3 separate regions of the Homo sapiens genome follow, and regions 2 and 3 are each linked to region 1. A link is a contact called in ENCODE Hi-C or POLR2A ChIA-PET data. All regions are on one chromosome and are shown on one strand. Each heading gives the region's core, a stretch centred on a gene start or an enhancer-like site at or near the end of the contact. The rest is flanking DNA. Distances are from core to core; before and after follow the strand shown.

Region 1 (3,411 bases), core at 508-3,007:
ACACTTTACTGCCAAGAGAACAGAATGATCATCAGTAGCTTAACTGAGCTGAACATAAACGACCTTATTTAAATCTCTTAAAATCTGGAGAGGAAACAAATCTCTCCCTTGTTGAATGTTAAATGAAAACAAATTGTTAGATAACTTCTCTATGTTCATTTACCTTCCTTCTCCCATGCTGCCAAAATCAAAGAAAGAAAAAAAAAGTCTTATAATTTAAAAAAGGTCTCGATGAGTAAAATATTTAGCGTGATGGAAAACTCAAAGTAAGTTTTCTTAAAAATAAAATAAGACATTTTTGTTCTAAGAAGATTTGGAAGGTCCTGAAATACCCAGTAATTAAAATTACTCAGAGAGAATTACATAATCTAACAGATGCAATTTTTATATCTGTGCTTCATTAATCTAGTGTTCCTTGAGCACACACTACCACATTACCGTTTGCTGAGGACACATTTCAAGCTGTCAAAGATTAATTAGGTAAATCATCACTAGTATTTTAGGATAATAATTTGTTTTCTTTACACTCTTCTTAGGTAGCTAAATGATAATCTCCATTGGTCTTTTTCACAACACTCTGGGCTAAGTTTTTTTTTTATTTTTTAATGTAAGCCTAGTGCTCTGGAATAATTACCAGGACTTCTCAAGATGCCTGCTTTTCCTACAGCTGACTTGCAACAATTTATAGAAACTTACAAATAAGCTACATACCAGGGAAAGCTCTGTGCCCAACACACCAAAGCATCAAATAAGCTTAGTACCAGTGAGACTCTGAGCCCAATATACCAAAAAGTACCGAGTCTGGCTTCAAAAAGTGTAACATCTCAAATCAGTGCCTGGAGTATTGAAAGACATTGTTTTTTAATTTTGTGATTTTAAAAAACTTTTCCCCTGAATGCTAGGGAATTGATCTGAGAATCATCATCTCAATGCATTTCCTGAGGAATTCTTTGGGAGCAGGAATTTGTCAGACTTTAATGCAAATGGGCAGTGCCTGCAAGTTCTTGCCCCTTATTTATTATTCGCTTTAGTATAATGTCGATGTTCAGAGTGTGCTTTGGTAGGAATTTGGTGGCATTTCCTCCATGCCTCAGTGTGTTAGTCAAAGCCCCACGGCTTTTCAAACCACGTCAGATCCTCCACTTGCACGTCGTCTTGTGCAAAACCTGTTTCCCTCTTACTCAGTGGTTCAGCCTGTTCCCATTCTACAGCTCTTACAGCGAGTTCCAAAAACTAGTTTCTCAACGCAGATAGAATGGAAAAGAGCAGCAACAATAAAGATTTATCATTAAGGACTGTGATGGAAGTTTACTTCATCTCCACTTAAACAAACAAAATAGTAAACCAATTGATTTGGTAAATCAAGCCATTGATTCTTATCATCAAATAAATCTTTATTGTCTTAATTACCTAATATCACTTGTATCATTGTGAATTTGCAATTTTAGCTCTGCTGTATAGAACATGATACTGCTGCCAAAACGCTTTACACAGTAATTCAGTGAAAGAGCGTTCACAAAGCATGTTTTCAAAGTATTCTTTATGGATTCTTCTAAGAGTGAAATTCATGTTTATGGAATTATATGGTCTCTCATAAACTTTTCCCTCCTTCCTCTATTTATAGTGGACAAATTTTGCCAAGCCTGGGTCAAGAACTATGTCAAATATTCGAACGATGTTGCAGTGTTGAATTCCTCAACACAGACCAGCTCCTCGGCTTTGGTTTCGTAACGGTTGTGTCCTCATGAATTGAAGGTTTATGCTTCTATTTTGAACCAATCTGTTAGACTCATTAGCATTCTCGTTCACTTGCCCTACATAGCTGGAGCTGTTTCCCTCTTTAGGTGTGAGAGCAACAGCTGTGGAAAATATTCAAATTATACTGGTGACCTTGTTAACAAGGAACTTGCGAGCACATTTGCCTCCACTGGAACTGTAATTTATAAAAATATAATTTAGCCACAGAGCTAGTAAAATGGGTTAACAATTATTTTTATTGTGTAGGCCATTTCGTTGTTTCTTTCCATATTTGTTATTGAAATTACAGTAATAAGAACAAAGCATTTTACCATTCTCATTACATGCCACACAACCCGAGCAGTGATTTAAAGAAAAAAAAAATTGAGTGCAGGATGTGATGTTAGCAGGGAGCACCTCTGCGATGCTGACATCCTCCTGGCACTCTTTCTGACTCATTATCCAGTTCCCTGATTTATCTAGAAACCTTGCACCAAGTTAAAAATATTTTGGTTTAGATATAACTGATATTGTCTCCTTCTGGCTCAGAAACTTCCCACCAGTCCTTTTTTGCCTTTTGAAAAGCAGATGAACCCTGTGTGGCTTTGGAGGTTTCCTGCAATGTAGTTCCACCAGCTGGTGCAGCCATTGCCTCTGTACAAGAGCTCCTGGGCTCTGACAAACAGAGTGACTGCTGCTCCCCCTAGCACCAGCCTTTCCGGGCCATCTGGCCTCAGATACTGGCATTGCTCATCCTTGGGGATCTCTTCTCCTTCTAATGACCATCCCACTTGAAGGATCATCTGAAGGCCAACTCCTGCATTAAGAGTTTCCCCATGCCCTCCCACATAACTCCATCTGTGCCCCACTGAAGGCACATTCATTATGCACCTCATTTCATCTGAACTCTCTGGTAGTCCCTTTTTATACTTCTCTTGTGATTCAGGTTTCATAACTCTTGAGGGCAAAGACTCTTTTACTCATCTGTCCCTTTACTCTGTAAGCTAGGTCCACAATAAATGTTCATTAACTTAAATTCTAAAACTTCATTTTGTTGGATAAAGAATAACCACAGAATGGAGACAAAAAATCTCACTTGCAGAATATGGTATTTTCTCTGTTCACCAGAAGTGTATTGCTCCAAATGCACTGAGAGTGTTGGAGGTTAGGACTGACAACATTTTTCCAAAAGCACAGCACAGATGGGCTCAAAAAGCAAAATAGGAGACCAGCAATCTATTCACAGAGCACTTTCACCTTGGACTTCTTAGAACTCTTGACTGCCACCCACTGCTTTCCGTTGTTAAATTACCCTTTTCAGCTACAGTCATTCATTGCTTAATGTTGGGGACATGTTCTGGGAAATGTGCTATTAGGTGATTTTGTCATTGTGTGAACATCATAGAGTGTCCTTACACACATGTAGATGGCATAGCCTACTATACGCCTAGGCTGTATGATGTAGCCTGTGCCCCTAGGCTGCAAACCTGGATGGCATATGACTGTGCTGAATACTGTAGGCAATTGGAACACAATGGTATTGGTGTATCTAAACATACTAAACACGTAAAAGATACAGTAAAAATATGGTATTAGAATCTTATGGGACTACCATAGAATATGCGGTCCTTCATTGATGAATGGTCATTATGCAGCATATCAATTAGTCCATAC
Region 2 (3,411 bases), core at 500-2,999, 230 kb before region 1:
ATCCGGTTTCTGATTTGTTAGGGTGAAAAGGGAGAAATACAATGTGACCAGTCTATTCTGGGCCCACAATGTATTAGCAATTACCTCCCAACCACCACCCTGCAACATAGTATTCAGATTAAATTTCCCTGGGAGAACAGACTGCAAGGCATGGAAAGCACCTTTTACAAAATTAGGGACCTGTGGATTTCCAGAAGCTAAAAATGATAACGGGCTTTTATTAGGAACCCAACAGGGGGCCATAACCACTCCTAAAAAACCTTATTAGATGCAGCCCACACAGGCATTCTGCAAGGAGATCTCCGTCCCCAGGGCATATTCCTTTCCCAGGAGTGGAGTGGACGGTGCTAGGACCCAACAGCACACATGTGCAAAGTGTTTGGCCAGTGTTCTGGAACGCAGCCTGTGGCTCTTCAATAAAACTTTCCTCAGAGCAAACAAGCAGGCTCTAGAGGTAATCACACATAGTCTCTTATTCCCATTAGCAACCCCAAACAAGCAAGTGGCCTTACCCAAATAGTAGAGAAGCCTAGGTTATTTTTAAATCTGCTCAGTTGAGTGTGTTTCAGAATTTGTGATTTCCTAACAACAAAAAGCTTGGTACCACTGTTGAAATGACAGGAGAATTCCGAAGCAGGCGGAGCAAGGAGAGAGAGAGGCAACCTAGGGCAAGGCTCGCATTACAGATGAAGGCAAAGAAGGAAGCCCTATGTAGAGGAGACTCTTTCTGTCTTTGGAAAGTCTGATGAAAATCGGGTCTAGAAAACCAGCTATGACTTTGGAGATGAACAGAGGAATGCATTAGGCGGCTTTTCTCTCAACGTATTTGGCTTCCTGTATATTTAAAAATAAATGTCTTCCAAACTAGCTTCGAGGACTGCATCCACGAAAGCAGCCTGGCTGCAAAGCCCAGGAGGTCGCAGCAAGTCAGGGAGGTGGAGGCCTCTTGGTTTTCCATCATATTTCTCTGGAGGCTTCAGGTGCTCCAGGAGGGCACCGCCTGCTGAGTCGGTTCAAGTCAACACGACACAGCTGGAAACCCCACAGCCTGGGCAGTTGAGCCGCCGCTGTGTGGTGGGAACACTGCACCCCCTCTGAGCTCCCGCCACCCAGCCTTCCCAAGCCACGCTGCCACCCTCCTGCAGACCTGGGTGAAGAGGGGCAAGAGGCTGTCCTACAGAGATGCTGAGGGTGACAGCTGCAGAATCACCAAACCTTGCTTGGCTGAAAACAAACGTGAATTCCACATTTTAATAAAACAGAAATTTTAATCTTCTGGACACCTGATGATACAAGTCAACCTATTTCTTCTGAATCGCATCTGAAACCAGGAGTTATCACATATTTCAAGATAAAACCGGACCGGGCTTTAAATGTATGATATTATTTCATAATAAAATTTACTTTTTAATATACCTAATAACTGAAAACCTAATGCTACAGTCCGCCATGCTTTAAAGAGACTCACGTAATGACCTGAAGGAAAATTTCCCTCTGAGATAGTCATTTCTTGGACAACTCCTTTCATCTGTAAAGGAGGAAATGAGTCAGCTTTACTAAGCGTTATCTCATGATTGGTGTTTTGTTATTCAGTAGGCAGAGAACACATTTTGTTACCTATAAAGCCTGTTATTACCAAGGGTACAGGTCACTACTGAAACCTCCTCTTCAAACAACTACAGGTACTGTTGTCAAAGATCTTAACAGACTCTGATTGGAAAAGCGCCTGGCTGGTCACAGGACTGCATGACTCACCGCTCTGTTCAGCATTAGCTAAACACAAAGCTGAAAGAACAGAATCAGCTTCATGATGTCATTTCTTCTCTATGTGTCTTTAACATCGCTGAGATATGTTAGAGGTTGTTGAGTAATACACGAAGCTTTCAAATAAGAAGAATGTGTCTGAGATACTTAGAGTAAGAACACATTTCAGGGTTATGTTTGAATATAAACATAATACATGCTCCAGGAATTCAGGGTTTGTGTTATTTGTTGATACAAAGTGTTCCGCAAGGTTTTAGAGCATATACACTAATCACCTAGGTTGGTTAAAGTTTAACTCAACTGAAATATTTTGGACTTAAAGAACCACTTAAGATATCAAGTTCTCAGAACTGATTGAAAAGAAAGAGCTCTCATCTACAGTTACCTGAAACATACCAAAAATTTCCCTGCAAAGATCATAAATGTTTCAGAATCAAGGAGAAATATGAATACTGTTTCCATATAGGTGGTGGGATACATTAGTACCTTTCTCTCTTCTTTCTATTCTTTACATATATTTAAGGAGCAGCCATTGCTTTTCTAGTTTAAAAAAAAAGTAGAAAAAAAAGTTTTTCGTTTTTCTCAGTTAGCTCTCTATGGTGAAAAACTCAAAAGCCAAAATGATGGACTCAGTAAGTTGACAGCCACCTTAAATCTGTGTTGACACCTTTCTTTGTAATGTCAGCAAAACTGTGTGACTGAAGATGAGATCACTGTTTACCTAGCTCTGCTATTGGTCTGAAACGAGCAAGTGTGAAAGAAATTCCCATATTTATCTGTTGGTGTAACCCTTGCAGCAATCTCTCCTAAGAAGTTGAATCACTCATTTTGGTAAGACCCAGCCAAAGATGAAGAAAGTATATTTAATCCAGCTGATGAGACGACTTACTTGGGCCAGATTTAGTTGGAAAGTTGCATGCTGGGGCAGGGTAGGGAGTGTTTCATTTGGGAAACGTTTGGTATCATGTGAAAAAGTTATGTTTCTTTCAAATTGAGCAAATCACTATTTAACTTCCTTTTTCCAGCCTTGCCTGTTTGCTTCTGGGAGGCCTTAAGAAAATATAGAAGATGTGTCAGACTCAAAAGAGGAAGTTAAGAGTCTGAAATGAGATGCCACATTCCCCTTCCTTACTCCTAAGTAATATAGCTTGTTTGTTAAGAAACTTGCTTCTATACACATTGTCCAACTTGTTCTGTGAAAGTTGTAGCGTTCAAATAATGGGTAATTTGTCACTAAGTTGTACTTTCATGGAAATATCACTTGAGCAATAACTTTCTAATCTTTTTTTTTTGGAGACAGGATCTCACTCTGTCACCCGGACTGGAGTACAGCGGCACCATCTTGGCTTACTGCAGCCGTGACCTTCTGGGCTCTGGCAATACTCCCACCTCAGCCTCCCTAGGAGCTGGGGCTACAGGCACATGCCACCACGCCCAGCTAATTTTTGTAGAGATGGGGTCTCACCAACTTTCCAGGGCTGATCTGGAACTTCTGAGCTCAAGTGATCCACCCACCCTGGCCTCCCAAAGTGCTGGTATTACAGGCATCAGCCACCACGCCCCGCCAAGCAAGAACTTTTGCCCTCTCAGTCCTCCACGATCAGACGGAGTTCTGAGTCACTTTTATGCCCCCTTCACACAACTTCA
Region 3 (3,411 bases), core at 548-3,047, 180 kb before region 1:
AACAGGAACTGACTCAGCCTCAGCAGCTACAGATCATATATTTTATTCCGTTGTGTTGTCTCATTTGAAAAAAAACCTATCACATGGCAACACTGTTTGTTTTCTAAATAATACATTTTCTTCAGAGAAACATGTAAAATACAGATAAAGCCTTTGAGATCTTAATGAACGTTTTCTAGGAACCAGGAGATAATTTATCAGTTAATACGCCAATATTTAAATACTGCAAAATATGTTTTCACAAATATAATAAAATCAAATGAGTATTTTTCAATGAAAGTAAATACATGTTTAATGTTTTTGAAGGGCATAGATTCTAGTGTTTGAATCTGGTTGTAAAACCGTTTATAACACTGAATAGTAGCATTACTGCTATTAACTAAAAATGGATTTTTTTAAACACATTATAATGTACTTTTTAAGGATTTTATTAACTTCAGAAATTTTGTTCATTATGACCAGGGCTGGGCTGAAGTTTGTCTTTGTCTATTAAGCTTTGACATCTACACAGTGCAAATTGATAATCTAAAAAATGTATCTCAGGACAAGTGCTTAAAACACTTAAAGTTTCAGGTATCCACCCAAGGCGATTTGCCTGCTGCATACTGAGAATCTGTTTACAGTTCACGGGCTACTCCAGAACAATGCCTGTGCTGCTGAACAGTGCTGAAAATACATAGAGAAAGATCATTTAAATTCTATGATGAGATATTCACTAGTACACCCACCCAGACTTCAATGATTCAAATAGCAAGGCTTTCCTGTCTCCGTAGTTAGACGTGTGACATTTCTTGCAATCATGGGCTTCCCTAGTGAGATCAGTCTCTGCCTGAGGTACCGTTTATTTTGTAACGGGGTCTCCCACTGCTGGAAACTATTGCAAGACCACGAAAGATCAGAGACCCAGGGAGGTGATGGCTGTGGCCTCTACGCACAGAAGCCACAGAGGCCTCCCTGAGGCTGAGACTGTGTCAGAACCAGGCCCAAACCCACAGCACATCTTCCTTGCCCGCTGGCTTCTCTCTGTAAACACAACTCCCTTTCTGTGGCTCAATTATCTGCAGTATACGCAGCCATTAGAAAGACATGGACTTTTTTTTTGTTTTTCTGCTTTTCCCTCCATAAATCTCAGAATGAATAGTTTCCATCTGTAATTGTTGGTTTTATATTTTTAAATAGTGAACTAAGAAACATAATGTCTCATTATCTCTGAAATGATTCGAGCATTTGCTGCGTGCAACTCTGTCGATAACAGCACAATACAGTCATTTTACTTTGTCTGGGGGAGGGGAGACGCTTCAAGAAAGTTCCTTTTTTTTCCTCTACTAACTCTGTATTGCTAGTTATCTGCTGTTTCCACACTCTGCATAGATCTAATTTAGGTATTTAAAAAAAAAAAAAAGATACTCCAGACATTATCGTGGATTGGCAGTTTAGAAAACACATGTGGCTTCAAGCCTTCTTTGCAGATCTGAAGCAAATTATTTCTGTAAATGTGTGAAAAGTTGACTTTCCTAAAAAATGGCTTGTGGTGCATATGTGCTCAAATCTATTCAGAAAAACCACAGCGCCTGACATTTCTTCTCCATTATTTTCCTTGAGACATGAAGAGTCTTGTATAATTTTAGTTTTTTTTTAATGACAGATTCCGTCAATTTGCTTTTTAGAGTAACGTGTTTTCTTGTGCTCTGTCATGTAAGATTTTACCTGAAAGCACTGAGGAAGCAACTCTCTGCCCTGCCATCTGGTGAGGGCTTCTCGACTCATGAGAGTGACTCGGGATTTCTCACCAGAGGCTGGAGTCACTGTGGGAATGCGTTCATTTCACATACGGCCAGTCGCACCTTCACATTTTCACACTACTATGACAACATGCTACTTTAAAGCACCTTTTTTTTTTTTCTTGGTCAGGCAGTTCTGGGATTTAACTCCTAAGCACATGCTGCATTTGAACAAGATAACCTTTTAAAATAGTGTTATAAATAGCACATCACCAAGCGGATTTTCTTTCAATCGCACGGTATCTGAGGACAGGAAATTCTAGCCAAATGTTTACTGTCTACTCAGTCCCCAAAGTTAATCATTAAAACTAAGACCTGGCATGTTTTTATTAATCTGTTAATCACAACAATACTTTATTTGAAAATAAATCTAAAGCTTTTAGGTTGGCGCAAAAGTATTTGAGGTTTTTGCGTTAAAAGTAATGGCAATTATCAACCTGATAACTCATGCAGGGTATAATTTGCCTTCAGCCAGCTGACAAACTCCAGCATCTCATGAACTAGTGGCCACAGTAGCCACGAGACCCTCTTGGGTATGAACGAGTGTGCTTGTGTTTGTGCCTGTGTGTCTGTGTCTGTGTGTGTTTGTGTCTGTGTGTGTGTGTCTCTGTGTGTCTGTATATATTAGTGTTTGTGTGTGTCTCTGTGTGTGAATGTGTGTGTCTGTGTGTGTCTATGTATATGTGCGAACATGTGTATGTGTGCCTCTGTGTGTATGTGTTAGTGTGTGTATGTGTCTGTGTGTCTCTGTGTGGGTAAGTTTGTGTGTGTTGTGTCTTTTGTGTGTGTTGTGTCTGTGTATGTGTGTGAATATATATGTGTGTGCCCGTGTGTATGTGTCAGTGTGTGTATGTGTCTGTGTGTCTCTGTGTAAGTCTGTGTATGATGTGTGTGTTGTGTCTGTTGTGTGTGTCGTGCCTATGTATGTGTATGAACGTGTGTATGTGTGCCTCTCTGTGTATGTGTTAGTGTGTGTATGTGTCTGTGTGTCTCTAAGTTTGTGTGTGTCTGTGTATGTGTGTGAACATGTATATGTGTGCCTCTGTGTGTGTCAGGGTGTGTATGTGTCTGTGTGTGTCTCTGTGTGTTTGTGTGTGTTGTGTCTGTTGTGGGTCTGTGTGAGTATGTGTCTCCACTCCCAACCAAGACGTTTTCTAGGGGAGGGGGAACCAAGCCGAGAAGTCTGTGAAGATAGTCTATGTTTGAGACCAGGTGGGAAGAACAAGTGCCGAGTCAAAAGGAGGGGTTGAGCGGAACTTCGGGGACACAATCCAGCTCACTGTCCCCCACCCAAGACCAGGAAGTCACCGCTGTTGAGAGGGACATTTTGGTAGATCCCCAGGACTTGTGGGCAACTCAAGGACAATATGTGACCCGGTGGATGGATAACCCAGTAGAGATGGACATGTAGAAAACAGAACCAAACCAAGTGCCCGTCCTCCAAGTATTCGCCCCAGCTCTTCACCCTCATGGCACCCAAGGGAAGAAAAACCCACCGCTGTCAGCAGGTGACACCACCACCCAGTTTCACATCTGCAGGACCTTCCAGAGGAGCCATTTGTCACCATGATGTGAAAAAACAACAGAAAAGAGCATTTACATTTACTAGAGCTTCTATGATGTGCTGAGC

What was found. A loop is a pair of places that touch in the nucleus more often than their neighbours do. ChIA-PET counts read pairs that join two places held with the same protein, here RNA polymerase II (POLR2A). Pooled maps may share reads with other maps.
Region 2: a pooled map shows a loop between it and region 1 (7-fold over the local background). The contact joins two enhancer-like sites. A Hi-C loop is called at or near these places in 3 of 37 single-sample maps with no recorded cell type and 10 of 50 pooled maps.
Region 3: a map of OCI-LY7 shows a loop between it and region 1 (5-fold over the local background). The contact joins two enhancer-like sites. A Hi-C loop is called at or near these places in 1 of 168 maps with a recorded cell type or tissue (OCI-LY7), 7 of 37 single-sample maps with no recorded cell type and 11 of 50 pooled maps. POLR2A ChIA-PET finds 5 or more read pairs at or near these places in 4 of 52 experiments (AG04450, GM12878, OCI-LY7 and 1 more).

Annotation. Positions count from the first base shown.
Region 1 is chr10:3,622,282-3,625,692 of GRCh38, reverse strand. All of the region lies in intron 1 of LOC105376360 (a long non-coding RNA gene), which reads right to left. Among named protein-coding and RNA genes, the nearest start is that of LINC02669, 120 kb to the right of the region's middle. Within about 2 kb of position 1,757, at least 7 of the 41 ENCODE cell types and tissues checked have a DNase peak (open chromatin) inside an H3K27ac peak, as active enhancers do.
Region 2 is chr10:3,850,834-3,854,244 of GRCh38, reverse strand. No RefSeq gene overlaps it. Among named protein-coding and RNA genes, the nearest start is that of LINC02639, 19 kb to the right of the region's middle. RefSeq lists enhancers at 814-2,013, 2,722-3,078. Within about 2 kb of position 1,749, at least 37 of the 41 ENCODE cell types and tissues checked have a DNase peak (open chromatin) inside an H3K27ac peak, as active enhancers do.
Region 3 is chr10:3,801,962-3,805,372 of GRCh38, reverse strand. No RefSeq gene overlaps it. Among named protein-coding and RNA genes, the nearest start is that of KLF6, 18 kb to the right of the region's middle. RefSeq lists enhancers at 1,233-1,544, 1,641-1,952 and a cis regulatory region at 1,706-1,873. Within about 2 kb of position 1,797, at least 10 of the 41 ENCODE cell types and tissues checked have a DNase peak (open chromatin) inside an H3K27ac peak, as active enhancers do.